Regions from separate parts of the Homo sapiens genome. Here region 2 is linked to region 1. Evidence: read pairs that join two places in POLR2A ChIA-PET (ENCODE). Cell type or tissue: IMR-90. All regions are shown on one strand. Links, peaks and the distances in the headings refer to the core of each region. The heading gives the core; the rest is flanking DNA.

Region 1 (8,204 bases), core at 2,104-4,603:
ATTCCTGGGACTCTGGAACATGCACACCAAATCACAACTATTACTAAGGAACAAAATCAGTTATGTAGAGTAAACAGTTTCTAAGAGAGGGTATATGACCTAAATGTTAGCAAGCCTAGAGTCCAAGGTCAATTTCATCAATGGTCTTACAGCAAGATCCTCTTCATAAATGTATAAAAATAAATATGTCTATAAACGACGAATAGAAACCACACACAGATTATAGATTTTCCAGAAAAATGACAAAAATATGCATCCCATTGTTGTGGGTCAGACATGGTTTTTCAATATCTAATGTGTATATTGAATAATATAAATATCACATTTAATTTTTAGAACAACTCCATGAGATAAGTGATAGTATTTCTGTTTTGCAGATGAATTAACTGATTGTTCAGTGAGATAATGTAACTCAGTCAAGCCTAAACAATTAAAAAGTGCTAGAGGTAGAATACGAACCCAGATCTTAATAGCTTCCAAACCTATTCTCACTTCTTTGTATTATGCCAATATCTCCAATTAAATGCACAAATTTCTATTTTTATATGCCAGCCAGCTGTGAGATTCACTGAACATAAGAAACTTGCAAGTTTAAAAATCTACCATCAACAGGAATGACACTTGAAAATGTGGTTAGATTTGTGATGGTAAATTTAATTTTCCTCAATTTCAAGAATTTCCTCAAGTCTTTCTTTTGATCCAGGATGTACATCTCAGAACCCAGCTGGCATTCTGCCTTGAAATTGAGCAGCATTGCCTGGGCTTAACTGTCTTGAACTCATGATTGTCAAGTTCTGCCCTGCAGAGCTCTCCAAGCCTAGCAGGGTATCAAGAGCAGACCAGTCTTGGCATTCTTTCAGGACCTTTTCAAGACTGGTACCATCTTTTTTAGTTGAGGCAGATCTTCATTTTGCAGTTTTTACATGAACATGTCTCACCCTAACAAGGCTGATATCCTCAGTGACCCACAAAGACTCCATTTCATTGCCTTTACCTCTTCTCCATGACTTTACAAATGTTAATAGTTTTGCTTTGCACACTTTTCCTCCTCTGCCCACTGGAAACCTATTCTGTCTTCAAGGCTTAGATGAAGAGAAAGTGATCTCTTGCTTATGCCTTTTATTATGAACTCTGTTTAAATTTGTTGTCATGTGCTATACTGACCAGCCCTCATAATATTTAAGGATAGTTTGAGATTCATAATTCAACACTAAGGCTTAAGCTTTAATGGCAGGAACGATTTAGGTCCAATATCTTAGATGCAAAATTCTGGTAACATGGAGGTTGTGCTTGTTGATTGATTGACTGTGCTAGTCTCTTCCGGAAAATAGATAAAAAGAATGATTGGGACTTAGCCTTTAAGACATCCTGCCTGGTCCATGTATTCAAGGGTGGGGAGCAAATAATGAGGTCAGGCCTCAGCGAAAGTTTTTCATGAAAATTTCCAAAGTCCCACACAACACAATAGAAAAAGTATAGACTTTGAAACAATATTGCTCTGACTTAAAGTACTGACTAAGCTGATTAAATAACAGTGGATTAAATTACTTAAATAAGTAAGTTCCTTTTTCTACTTAAACTTTATAAAATACCACATTTTTCATAAAGTTGTTAAAATTAGAAATAATAATACATATGGAAGCATCTGGACATTAGTTAACTATTAATAAATCATGTCTAGAATTATTTCTATAGGGTAAATAGATCAGGGCACTCTATCTCCCAAGTTGATCTATTTATTTAACCATTAATATTTTCTTTTTGCCTTGACCACATGGTTTTATTCAATATTTAACAATAGATTACGAACTAATGGAACTTAGAGTTGCTTCTTGGGAGTTTTACTATTGGTACTAATAAATCATGGACACCAGTTAAGGTTATAATAGTCATTATTGAAATCTAGGTATTTAATTGAGGTATCTGTGAATAATACATCATGTAATAAACATGGCTTGTGAAGCTACTATTCAGGCAGTTCAAGTTTCTAAGATATTAAGCATCTTTATTAGATGTGTTAATTTGTACTTTCACTTTTCAACAAGTATTTACATAGTTCTAAATGTTTTTTGAATACTTTGTTTTATGGCATAAATAATGGTCACCATATTCACACTATTCGATTTGCCTAATTTATATAATTATCTTGTTAATCTGATTGCCAAGTAGCTTTATGATAGAGTTTCTACCACCCTCTCTCACTCCAAAAGAAAAACAAAAGAAGAGGTGTTTTATGTTTCCTCATTCAGTTTTAGACTAAGTATTTACAAAACTTTTCTAATATAGATATTTTGGTACATTTTCATAGTTGCTAATGTAAATATCCTAATTAAATCAAAACCTAACTAGATACATACCATTCAGGAACAACGAAAACAAAAAGAATGGGTCAAACTAGGGTTGATGAAAGGTGTGGGAGAAATATTGAGAGCCAGAGCATCACTAGTGGACTCTAGGTCCTAGGGAGGCAAGGAGCAGCACAGGCCAGCAGAGAGAAAGCAGCAGCTGATGCTCACTGATCTCTTACTCTATGCCAGGCCCAGAACTAGCAGCTTTAGAAACATCGTTTTCTGAGATTCACAAGAACTCCATGAAATAGGTACTAATATTTTCCTCCTTTTAGGAATAATGAGACTGTGATTTGGTGAAGAAATAAAACTTTTCCACTGATACCGTTATATTGAGTGAGATGTATAAATCTAATCTGATTGTCATTTAATTTTAATGAAGTATATATAGATTAGATCTGCAGTTATAAGGACTGCATGGCTTTGTACATTACAGGGGAAAGTAGTCACACAGTTTCTTCTCTCTTTCTCTTTTCTAGAAATATGCTCAATGAGAGTCTAATTATCAAGGCATTGTCCATTTCGCATGTTGGAACATCTATCTGCAGAGTGGCCGCAAGAAAATTTCTCTAGATTACTAAGACAAATTTAAATATTTAGACCAATGCTGGACCTAGTTATTTAGGTACAGGAGTTCCATTTGCGTGAATAGGATCTCATGTGTGTATGTGTATATATATATAAAATATATAGGATCATATATATTACATATGATAAATATAGGATCATATACACATATATATATAACTTTTTTAATGCAGTAGTGAAATGAAATTTGGATCACTTCACAAGTAAAATGATGGTTCAAACCCAAAAACTGTTGCAGTTTCTCTCACCTTTGGTCACCTTTAGTTTGCGTGTGTGTGTATGCAAGTGCATACACACACACACACATCAAAATCTATTATAGCTTTTATTGAAGCCAAGGAGAGACATTTCAGGGTGGATTAATCTACCAATATGATTAATTGTTGCATGAAAACCAAATGAATATACAAAAAAGTTAGATAGTTTGGTTCTATTCAAAGTACACATTGGATAATCTGGCTCATAATTAAGGCAATACAGAGACCGAACTAAGATATATTTTAGGCAAAAATGTCCAAATTAAAAGTTTTGAATTTATTCAGATGTTTCTATCAAGCAAACTGTCAATTAGTAGGTGACTGATGCAAATATTATTAGTTATCTCTTAATGTTTCTAGGACAAAGACTTCAAGACCAGTTATACCCTTGAATAAGAACAAAAATCTCAAAGCAGATTTTGTCATGGACTTTGGATAGAAATTCCAGTATGTGCGATTTACATGTGAACAGAATCTAGACTAAGAAATTCATGAAATAAAGAAAAATGTGACAAAACTCACCAAATTTTCTATTATACCACTATCAATTTACACCAGAAATAAACACATATTTACATCTCTTTTGACGCATGGTATGGCCCCCTGAATAATAACTATATTTCCCAGTAGTTTGGCTTGCCTAACTTATCTGATTGTCAATCATCCAACTGCTTATGCCCAGTGGATAATCAGTAGCATTTGCAAATGAGAGTATTAATCATATAAGAAAGAGATTCTTTACCTGGGCTCTACAGAATCCATTAGTGGACTTTATTATATGCAAAAATTTGATGAAAATTGGTTTATATGCCCAGAACAAAACTATTTTTTCTACATGGCGAAATGTCTGTGAAACTATAATAAAATAATGGTGCCTGATTTTGATGAGGGAGTAGGGAAAAGGACTTTAGTTATAACTTTGAACAACATTTTGAACATATTTATAAATTACTTGTATAATTTCAGTTAATTTTAAAATGGGCCATAAAAATACGTTTGTAATTTTTTGGGGGGATAGGAGCAGCATTTTCATCTTATGCTAAAGGATATGAATCCCTTATGTTAAGTACTTGATGTGGGAGAAAAAATGATGTATTACCTGGTTAGAGACACACTAGTTTCAAATTGTGTACATTTGCAGTAACTGAGAGGTTTCTTTCACTTTATTTTATTTCTTTTTTATTAAATATATTTTAAAAGCTTAAATATTAAAAATAATACTTTGGAGCAGCTATGATTTATATACAGCATCTCATTTGGATTGCTATAATATAGATCAGAATGCACAGAGGTGAATTTCAACAAAATCCTACAATTGGCTGAGTTGTTGCCATGGTAAACCAACAGTCTACATAAAAGGTATGTGTGTTGGCTATGCTGTAAATTTCGCTGAAGCAAAACATCAGATTTATTAAGCAGATAAAGATATAATTTGTAGATCAAATATGCTCCAGAAAAATAAGCAATAAAACCTGTAAACATTAAATGATTTAGATAAGAAAACTTTTAAATATTTAAAAATACTACCTCGTGGTTTACATGTGGGAGAACTAGGCTTAGAAAAGTTTGTTTAATAAATTAAGTTTTACAGGATATTATCAGATATGTTAATAGATGGATGGAATTTTAGCATAATATATATAAAATACAACTTAGCATCATATTTTGTTCTGGATACCATCATTTGAATCTTTAGATTTCCAAATCTCAACCTACAGCAATAAAATTCTCAGGGATTTATAAATCTGTGTGCTACTAAACCTAGTCCATTCCCATTATAGATGATGCACTGGAGGCTGAGAAGAGTGACTTTCACACAGCAACTTGGAAACAGAGCTCTGTCCATTTTACTTCCTGTCTATAAATCTGATACATCAGTTATAATTCACATGACTATATCTTTTCCAAGGCATTTTACTCAATAGTTTATTAATTGTTATCTAACAGTTATGCCTCTGATTTTGTGCTTTCATTGTAGATGACCATATCAGCTATAACAAAGAATCAAGAAGAAACAAAAATGCTATAATGACACCTATAGCTTTCTTTCTCTATGAAATTATAGTTAACTGATTTTTCCTTCTAATTGCCCATATTTAAAAATTTATCACAGGAAGCATCCCTGCCTGATTAATCAGATGAAATAGTGCCTGGAAATAATCTGTGTAAGCATCCTTCTCATACATTTTAAGCCCTTATCTTTATTTTTAAGCCATCTTTCAGGTTTTTGTATTTCCATATTCGGGGCCAAAAAATCAAAATGCAGCAGTTGCTTAAAACCTTAATGCACTTGTCCTAGATAAAAAGCTTATGATTTTAGGGTCTCTCTATATAAAAATAATCCTTTTATAGTGCAGCTTTTACTTCCACTGACTTTTAAATTTAATTCAGCAATCTTATAGTAATGATATTAATGTGTTGAAAGGAGTTTTACAGCACTAATCAAAATATAGTTTGATTGTAGACTACATGTATTGTGACAGGTTAATTATTGTAAAATCTTATTTGGCATTTATAAATAATCCAGATTTTTAATTCATAATTTAGCAAAGAGATGAATAATTTTCTATCTAGCTTTCTTCTGCATTTCCTTAGTATCACTTTGGGAAGGGGAAGTAAGAATGGGTATTATTATTATTATTATTCAAAATATGAGAAAGTAATTCTGTCACCTCAAACTGGCACACAGTCTCCTATGGTCTGGCCCCAATCATTTTTTCTATCCTTATCTTCCTCTTACACACCTAAGCCCCAGAAAAATGGAAGAGCCTACTCTTCCTGGGCCACAACCCAACCTGTCCCAGTTTTTTGCCTTCATCTATGCTGACTGAAAGACTCTCTCTTCTCATGCCCTCCACTGCCAGTCTGTGCACTCAGTATTAGCTGCTCATATTTACTCAGTGCTTACTACAGTCCATTCAATTTACTAAGAACATTACAATCAGCCCTTTATATTCCCAAGTCCTGCATCCATGAATACAAACCAACCTCTGATTGAAAATATTTGGGAAAAAAAACAATACAACAACAATAATAATACAAAGGAAATACAGTATAACAACTATTTACATAGCATTTACATGTTTTAGGTATTATAAGTAATCTAGAGATGATGTAAGGTATATTGGAAGATGTGCCTAGGTTATTGCAAATACTGCACTATTTTACATAAGGGACATCAGCATCCTCAGATTTTGGTAACCAGGAGTGCCCTGGAACCAATCCCCTATGAATAGGGAGGGCCAACTGTATTTAATTTGTTCCTTTTAATGACCCCATTTTATAGATAAGGAAACTTGGGCTAGTCACCCAGCTAAGTAAGTGGTAGATCTGGGATTTGCAACCAGGTAGTATGGCTTCAGATCTTACACTGTGAAGCATTAGTTAACACTGCAGTACATTGATTCTAAGTCCTGATAAACTTCCAAGATCAAGAATAAAATAATACTTCTTTCATGGATATTTCATTGACCATCCCAATCTTTCTCCCCCTTTTTTGCCTCCGTATCTCTCTGAAGTCACATTCTAATTTCTCATTGCTGGCAAAGTTAGTAATGTACCATTTTGTTTCCTCCACTATGGAGTAGTTTTTTTAAGACAGTGCTCTGACTCATCTTTATAGTATTGGTAGTAAATGGTAAAATGCCTTTCACATGCTAAGCCCTCCACAAATATTGGCTACATAAATTCATCATTGAAGAAAGTGAGGTAGTTGAGACTGTACCATAAATGATTTCCCCAAAATAATTTAGAAACTACTTAGCCAGTCTGTCACCCAATAAACACAATGATCCCAACTGGGTATTTGTTTCTTCACAAATTTCACTTTTTAAATGGGTTTATAAAAGTGAGCAACTGTTTGGTCATTCTGGTGTCAAACCCATTCATTCAGTCAGATGTATTGTTTGATTTTATTGAATCAGACAATAGAATTCAAAACTATTGTTCTAGAAACCCAAATGAATTTTGCTCACTCTAAACAACCAGTTAAAAAAGGAAATAATTCTTTCTTATAGTGACTATGTAGATATGTCTGACTTATTTGCTTTTCCATGAGGTGATTCAAAATTTTCATTTTCTGTACATACACATCTAGATAATAGTAAATAGTCTGAGAAAAAGAAAAAATATTTAATCATTTTTTTCTTACATGATACTAAGCTAACATAACCATTTTTTAATTCTCAAAGATAAGCTGGATACTTTGATATTATCTAGGGAAAACCTAACTTAATTGACTCAATTTGTTGAATTTCGTTGGGGGCGGGGATTGAGCTGTAGAGTATTTAAGGCTTCTCCCCATTAAGATATCATAAGATCACCTTTTCTCCCTCTTTCCCTAAATGTTGACATTACACTTCATTTTGACAGTTGTTCAATGAAGTTTTAAAGCGTTATTTCTGTTTATATGATAACAACAAAAACAAGAACAATAACTACAACTCTCCAAATAATTACTGCCACATATAAAATGAACAATTATCAGATTTAAGATATCTTTATCCTTTCAAACTCAAATTTAATATATACATTGACAAAAATTACATGACAAAGAACAAGATAATTATTTGGAGGCTGATAGTAACTTATTATTGAATTCAAAGTAAGGATTCTTGGATGAATTCAATGTTAGGATTGAACACTATTTTTCTTTTTTGTAGTTCTGCAATTTAAAAACATTTATCTCACCTGAAAAAATATATAAATCTAATTATCCAAAGCAAAATTTTGCCAGTTTCAAAAAAAAGTTACAGCATCTTTCAAAAATGAATTACTTTTGAATAATTTTTCTTGAACTCCGTAATAATCATTTTCTTTTAGTGACTTAAAGCTCAAGTGATTAAGCCATGATGGTTAAACATGCTACAGATTATCAGTGACAGAATACTTTCTATTGAATTATCTTGAAAAGTAGGATCAAGCTAGGCATCCAGAAGTATATGACACATATATAGCTTGAAGGAAAAAACTGGTTTTCACAATTAGATTCACATTAGGAATGGTGCTGAGT
Region 2 (8,204 bases), core at 2,179-4,678, 560 kb after region 1:
TTTTCTGGTTGGAGGATGAATTTGTACAATCTCTTGGAAAAGCAAAGCTATTTGGCAGTAAGTGTTAGGAGCCTTCAGAATGTATCTAACCTTTGACCCAGTAATTTTACCTTGGGAACTTTTCCTAAGAAAAGAATCCTAAATATTAAAAAATTTGGATAAAGATGCATGCAAATATGTTTATTAATAAAATGGCCAAAAACTATAAACAGAACACACTCCAACATTGAGGTATGTCAAGTGTCTTCTGTTTGCCCCACCAGCTTCTCTCTCCAATTGCCCTCCGCTATAAGAGACCAGCCTTCCTAAGACTCTGACTGTGGCTCCACTACCTTCTGGCTTTGGTATGAACTTTACTAATGGTACGTCTTGATAAAATTGAAGATGAGAAGAAGAATGAAGTAGGAGTAGTTATTTTCCCTGTCCCCTTTCCGCAGATAGCCTCAGGCTGGCCACCATTCTTGAACAAAGGTAAAACGGTAAAACAGCCTTTCACGTGGCCCTCTTCACATAACTCAATCTCCCTAAGGTTCAGTAATATATGCTTCTCTCGTCTTTTGAAGCCTAAGGATAGTGATGCATTCTGTTCTGCGCCCTGCCCCCATGCACACTGTTTCTAACTCAGGGATACTGTGCTATCACTAACACCCTATCCCACGGTTATCAGAAAATTCTCCTCAAATTGCCCAATTTGAGTACACTAAATATATTTCACTGCCAAGAATCTGGTGCAATCACACAGCATATTTAAGTATACTAGGCGCCACAGCCACTATGGAATAATATGTAACATAGAAAGATAATCACAAAAAGTACAACAAAAAAAGATAAATCTAGTATGAACACAGGTACATAAAAATAAAGCAAATAAGATTCATCACGAAAATGTAATGTTTTCTATAATAAAAACATATTACTTTTTTAATGAGAAAATGTTTAATGACTTAAAAGGAAAGACATTGTAAATCATGCCCAGAGGAATTTGAAAAGACCTTGCAGAAGTGGCAATAGAAATGATGCTTGACAATCAAGTAGGACAAATGAGGAAAAAAAAAAAGTGGAGGAAAAAACATGTCTGGCCAAGAATGAAGCCTATGAAAAGGTAAGTGAAAGTGCTTATAGAAAACCAGGATTCTCTTCTGAAGAGCCTAGGGTAAACACAGTTGAGAAAGGGCAGAGGATTTCATAGAAAAGGGTACTGGGAATGTGATTTGGGGCCAGAATGTCCAAGGTTTCATAGCTGATGCTAAAGGTCTCTTCATGGCCTAGGAGAAAGGTTGGAGAGTGGCATTAAACGAACCATAGAAGGGTTTAAGAAGAGGACAAAAAGCTTAGATTTCTGTCTCCAAAGGAAAACTCTCCTACTACTGTGGAGAAAGGAGGGCTAAGAGTTCCCGAAAAAAAAAAAAAAAAAAAAAAAAAAAAAAGCCTGAACTATGAAGTTTTACTAAGGAGTAAAGAGGGTAAAGGGAATAGAAAAGATTTCAGATGCTTCACTAAGACACGATTAATATAATTTGTAAACTAATGAAAGACAGGGGTTGTCTAGCATACATCTGTAAAAGGGAACAATGATACCTGTGGTACACTTAAAATCTTGATAGACTTCCCTGCTACTTTAGGTTGAAAAGGGTTCGAATGGCCAAAAATATTGTTTTCATTTTATGTTGCAATTGTATATCATGCTGAAAAGCAGATCTTTATAAATAAATTTCTTATATTTCTGAACCTTCAGAGGACTAAATTCCCAGATATGGGAATTGTATTTCAAATATTTTAAAGATTTTATTACATAATGCCAACTGATTACAAAAAAAGTTAGGGCCAATTTACAATTTCACTATAAATGAGTTCCTATTTTAACCTAGCTACCACTAAATACTGTCATTTTTTTAAGTCTTTTTTTTTTTTTTTTTTTTTTGAGACGGAGTCTCTCACTCTTGCCCAGGCTGGAGTGCAGTGGCGCCATCTCGGCTCGCTGCAAGCTCCGCCTCCCGGGTTCACTCCATTCTCCTACCTCAGCCTCCTGAGTAGCTGGGACTAGAGGCGCCCGCCACCACGCCCGGCTACTTTTTTGTATTTTTAGTAGAGACGGGGTTTCATCGTGTTAGCCAGGATGGTCTCAATCTCCTGACCTCGTGATCTGCCCACCTCGGCCTCCCAAAGTGCTGGGATTACAGGCGTGAGCCACCGTGCTTTTTAAAGTCTTTGAGTATTTGATGGGTACCAATAGTATCTCATTTCTTAAATTAGTATTTTTTTGGTAACTAGTAAAGCTGGGCTTTTTCCATTTCTTTAAGCATCTGTATTCCCTATCCTCTTTACACATTTATCTATTGTAATGTTTTCTTATACGTTTGTATGAGCATATTCTATGGTATGTGTTTTCACCCATTTCTGCAATAGTTATAAATACCTAAGGTTTAAAAAAAGTATCATCAAATGTGTCCATTTGTTTTCTTTAAATTGGATAAATTATTTTTACATGTAGAAAGAACTTTCATTGCCAACGCCAGAAAATACTGACCTATATTGTGTCCTAGTTTTACACTAAGTTCTTTAGTTTATCATGAATATATTTTGATATAAAGGAAGTTTCTAGATTAAGTTTTTGTCCAAGTAGCTAATAATTGTCCCAACACCATGTATTATTTATCCCGTCTTCATTGATTTTTGAAGCATGACTTACGTTATATTAAATTGCTATTAATATTGGGTTCTATTTCTGAGCTATCTTACTTTTAACAATTTACCAAATGAGTCATCTTTTTTATTATTATTACATATTGTTTCCAAATCAGATTATAGTATCTTTCAAAAAAGGGATTGGGTTCTATTGATGCTTGTGTTTTCCATAGGGCCCATCACTTTACACATAGTAAATGTTCAATAAATATTTACATATTTATTAAATGAATGTTTAAATTGAATATCCTGTGCCTAAAATGCAAAGAATTTCCTCACTATGTTAAAAGGTCACATTCTTCAAGGTGAAACATGAAGTAATTTTGAAATTGGAGAAGGGGGCTGAGAATGGCAGTATTCCAAGTATAAAAATTCCATGTGAATTTGATTAGAATAATTTAAATTTTGTAGTGACTTCACTCTCCAGAGGCTATGCGATCATGAGAAAATGCTGAAAGGGAGAATTTTAGTTGTGAGCTCCCTCTGAGTTATTGAAGTTCAGAAAGGCCTTTAGCTGTGTAATGATGTGCAAATCAGTCCACATTCCACGGTGGCTCAACAGATGAACTATGTCAATGGTGAAATGTTGTCTTTATAATGTCTGCTGATACCTCTATTTGAGAGAACCAGCTGTTGGTCCTTTATACTGCTGTCCATTTAGAAATCTGAGCAATAAAGCAATACTTAATACTTATTGCATATTCATTTACCCCCCTAGCTACATATTAGTGTAAACATGTTAAATTTTAAATAAAAGGCAGTATTAAGCGTATGTGTCTCTGGCACATACAAGTAAGTGAAGCTTTCATGCAGTTGTATATCAAACTGTACAGAGATGACTTCAGACTAAAAAGATTGTGGAACAATTTTGTTTGATTAAGGAGACATAAAACTAGATTGTCATAAAGAATGCTAGGATTACAGACTTCTATAAAAAGACATGCTCACTACATCTATTCATGTGAGTAAAGAATAGTATAGTTACCAGAAAAGGAAAAGTTATGTATTCAGCAAAACCAAAGATATTTGATGTTATTTTTATGACAATATGCAAGTCTTGAAATAAGTATTCATGTATTTTCAAGGTTGTTTATATTATGAAATTAAAATAGTCCTAATTACCATTGCAAAAATCCTTGGGATAATATATGATGAATTCTAACATGTTTCGCTCATGACCTCTTTTGATTTTTTACAATTATTTTACAGGGTAGTTTTGTGTGGTGTGTGTTTGTATTTTACAGACTTTAATTTTTAGAGCACTTTTAGGTTCACAGCAAAATTAAGGGGTAAGTACAGAGTTCCGATATACTCCCTGCCGCCACATGGGCTCAGCCACTATCAACATCACACATCTGTTACAATCGATCAATCAACATTGGCATATGATTATCACCCAGAGTCCATAGTTTACATTAGGGTTCACTCAGTATTGTGCATTACATGGGTTTTGACAAATGCATAATGCCATGATTCCACCACTGCAGTACCATACAGAGTAGTTTCATTGCCCTGCAAATCTTCTACGCTCCACCTATTCATCTCTCCTTCTCCAAGTCCCAGGTAAACACTATCTTTTTACTGTCTCCATCAGATTGCCTTTCCAAAATGTCTCAGGGTTGGAATCAAACAGCATTTAGACTTTTTGGTTGGTGTCCTTCACTTAGTAATATGCATTTAAGCTTCCTTCAAGTCATCCCATGGCTTGATAATTCATTTATTTTTAGTCCTGAGTAATATTCTATTGTCTGGATGTACCACAATTTATTTATCTACTCACTTACTGAGGACATCTTGGTTACTTCCAAGTTTGGGCAATTATGAATAAAATTGGTACAATATTCATGTGCAGGCTTTGGGGTAGACATAGCTTTCAACTCCTTTGGGTAAATACCAAGGAGCACAATTGCTGGATCATTTAGTTTTGTGAGAAACTGCCAAACCATCTTCCAAAGTGGCATTCCCACCAGCAGTGATGATGGTTCGGATTGCCCTATGTCCTTGTCAGCATTTGATATTACCAGTGTTTGGGATTTTGGCTGTTCTAATAGGAGTGTAGTGATACTTCATTTTAATTGGTAATTTTGATAGTTGTTTTAATATAGTCATTACATAAATGAGTTGAGGCTGCAGAAAATTAAATAAGTTACCTATGATTCTATAGCTAGTGGGTAGCAGATTCAAATTTACTTCATAAGACTCTAAAGCCCATGTGCTTTTTTGCACTGTGGTTGTCTTATAGCCAGACAAGAAAAGAATTTAAATTCATACAGGCAGGACACCAGCGGTTAGTTTCCAGTCACATTTATTGCTTGTCTTAATGTAGTTTTCTCCAGAAGAGGACCCTGACACCAGGAAATATTGGGGGTCACAGGGAAATGAAGGAAGGAAAGACAACCAACGAAGGATCTATTTGAATGCAATTATCACTGTGACCAAGTATAGCTTACTCCTACAGGGGAACTTTGGAAAATGGTGCTAAATATTACTCAAAATGTAACGTGTGGCAGTACCAGTCCTTCTACTGTTTGAGACTGGCCCAGGACAAAGAATGTATAAAAATTAAAAGTACTAAGAAACTTTTATAGCAATTTGACATTTTAGTGATACCCATTTTTCCAATAATTCATTTTTACTTTATGTTATTTAAGTATCAATCCATGATAGATTGAAAATTAAAAACTAGCTCAAAAATAGTGTAGAACACAAGGCCTAAAGTGACTTCATACAAGAAACAGGGGAGCTGGGGTATTTATACCTCACTTCCCATCTGGTTGGTGCACAGTTAAGACAGCACCCAGGAATGTTGTTCATTCCCTAGCACTTCTAGCACACAGACTTCCAGTTGTATGTGATGAAGTGGTGAGCCAGGGACATCATCTTTCTGACGATGAGTTAAAGACTAAACAAGTATTATTTTACTGCATGCTATAAAAGGATAACACTATGCACAGGGTCTGTGCACAGGATTAGACTATGCACGGATAAAATGTTTCATTCAAAAGTACCCATATTTTCTACCAAGAAAGCTGAAGATGAGAGCCCCTTCTCTCCTTTTCCCACACCCAGAAAGCCAGTGTACTAACATATGATGAAAATTCTGAAAACTAGATATTCCCAACAAGGATTTTGAATCTTGAGCAAGTGATCCAAAGCAAAGGGAGGATTCAAAGTTGTTCTTAAGAGTTAGACACTTCCTGCTACTGCTTATGCCTCCGTGTTTTCTGGCCTTGGTTAGTCGTAGTCTCCCAGCTTCCTGCTGATTCTGTGATTCTGTGGGCTCCCAATTTTCTTTCAAGAATTTCCTTTTTTTTTTTTTTTTTGAGACTGTGTGTCATTCTGTTACCCAGGCTGGAGTACAGTGATGTAATTTCAGCTCATCGCAACCTCCACCTCCAGGGTTTAAGCAATTCTCATGCCTCAGCCTCTCACATAGCTGGGGCTACATGTGTGTGCCACCATGCCAGGCTAATTTTACATTTTTAGTAGAGACGGGTTTTGCCATGTTGGCCAGGCTGGTCTCGAACTCCTGACCTCAGGTGATTCTCCTGCCTTGGCCTCCCAAAGTGCTGGGATTACAGGTGTGAGCCACCACACCCAGCCAATAGTTTCCTTTTTTACTTAGAACAGCCATAATCTGACTCTTTACTTGAAACTAGAAGTCATCACAATATGAGATAATTGAGGAGAATCAGAGCTCTGATTTCTGCCTGCTCATGAATTCCCTTGAAAAAGTGAGGTTGGTTTCTTTGCCAGTCTTTGTCTCAGTTTCCACATTTGTAAAATGGGGCTAGCTCTGTAGCATGCTTCGAGGAAAATTAATCTGTGAGATGTTCTCTCATACAGGTTTCTTCCTTTGGAGAATCTAATGGCATGCTGCTCTATTGAGTTTCCGGAAATTCCTCTAGTAAGGGATTTAATTTGACTTTAATTCAGCATTTCCCAAGCTTAATCATGGAAGTCTTGTTTCAGAAAACATTAATATCTCACAGATTGAGTCATCCATAAACTATCTTGGCAAGAGACACTGGCTCCAGCAGTTCATTTTTCTTTGAATTTGCACCTGACACTGATCTCTGTTATTAAACACTCATGAGGCCTTTAAGGAGTCTCTGTATTAACCCATTAAAGTAGGAAGTTCTTAAACTTCAGAGCATATAAAAACCATTTGAGGACCTTGGTATAATGCAGATTGCTGAGCACCATACAAGATCTACTAATTCAGAATCTCCTGGAATAGAGACAAGGAATTAGAACTCAGAATTACTCTATGGGGGATTGTGTTGTATGCAGTCTTCAGTCTACAGTATGAGAAACACTGTCTTATGTAACAATTCAGTGAAAAATACCTTCAAGCAATTTATGTACTTTATCATTAGAAGAAGCTAGAGGTCATAGTCACAATAATATATCTCACTGGTCTGACCATTAATCATCTTCTGAGATGTCTCAGGCAAGCTTATAGATAACTTGTGAATACCCACCCAAAACGTACTGAATGGCTCTGATCCCAACTTCAAAAAGATGTAACATTAAAATTCAAATGTGTCTGTAGGTGCCACTATGAGATCAATAATTTGGGCACATCTAGTTAAAGTGTGAATAGCCACAGCTGTATGTGGTGTCTTACACCTATAATCCCAGCTACACAGAAGGCTGAGGTGGGAGGATAGCTTGAGTTCAAACTTGAACCAGGAGTTCAAGGCCAGTTTGGGCAACATAGTGAGATAGCAAGATTCCATTTCTTAAAAAACAGTCTGAGTGTCTCCCTCACTCCTGCTACCTATCTATAGCTTATTCATTCTCACCATAAACTCACTTAGTGAGAAATCAAGGTTAAAGGAGTAGGGAAGAAATTTAAGTAATTTAATTTTATGACTTTTTAGTAACTCAGCTCAAAGACTCTAATGATAGGAAGCCTGGAATGAATAACTAAAATGTTATTTTTAGACTATCTGTGAATTTCATTTCCTCTCATTACCACAAATGATGAAAAATTAGCTGTCAGAAATTTCAAAGCAATATAGCAGAACATGATGGAAAAACAAATTAATCAAGTCACCATCTTCCGAAACATTTTTCCTTTATTAGAATTCTTCAGGTAATATGACGAAGATAACAATACTGCATTTCTTTAAAATATGCTGTACATTTCCTCATAGGAAAAAGGGTGAGTTATGGTGACCAGTGACATTAACTGGAAACAAGCAAACTTTTGGTTCCTGGGCCACTAGTTGTATTTACTTTAAGAAAACCCTAAAGATGATTTGCAGTCTTTCAGAGAGTTTACTTTTATGTTTACAGCCCAAAATGTGCAGATAACTTGTTTGTAAATAACTGGCAGGGGTCACAGTGTCACATCTAGGAGATTTCATTTTATTTTATTTCGACAACCAGAGTTACAGCCTCTTTACAACTGAGAAGTGGTAATAAATGGTATTGTGCTTATTCTTCAACAACTCCATAGCACTGGCACCTGACATATATTTGCATGAATTTCATGTAACAAAATGTAGAAA

What was found. Peaks named below come from ENCODE experiments on the same cell type or tissue, not always from the same donor. Only the 100,000 strongest peaks of a DNase experiment are listed, where the experiment ranks them.
Region 2: POLR2A ChIA-PET joins it to region 1 with 13 read pairs; 3 of 35 experiments call an interaction of 5 or more read pairs at or near these places.

Annotation. Positions count from the first base shown.
Region 1 is chr7:19,763,500-19,771,703 of GRCh38, forward strand. The region is part of intron 1 of TMEM196 (transmembrane protein 196); the gene reads right to left. The region is part of intron 1 of LOC107986774 (a long non-coding RNA gene); the gene reads left to right. Among named protein-coding and RNA genes, the nearest start is that of TMEM196, 6.0 kb to the right of the region's middle. In IMR-90, for the core only: no CTCF peak of the experiment used is centred there; no DNase peak of the experiment used is centred there.
Region 2 is chr7:20,320,550-20,328,753 of GRCh38, forward strand. It overlaps ITGB8-AS1 (ITGB8 antisense RNA 1), which reads right to left. Exons shown (of 3, transcript NR_110120.1): 3 at 7,752-8,204. Among named protein-coding and RNA genes, the nearest start is that of ITGB8, 6.2 kb to the right of the region's middle. In IMR-90, for the core only: no CTCF peak of the experiment used is centred there; a DNase peak (open chromatin) is centred at 3,252; H3K27ac peaks cover 1,578 bases.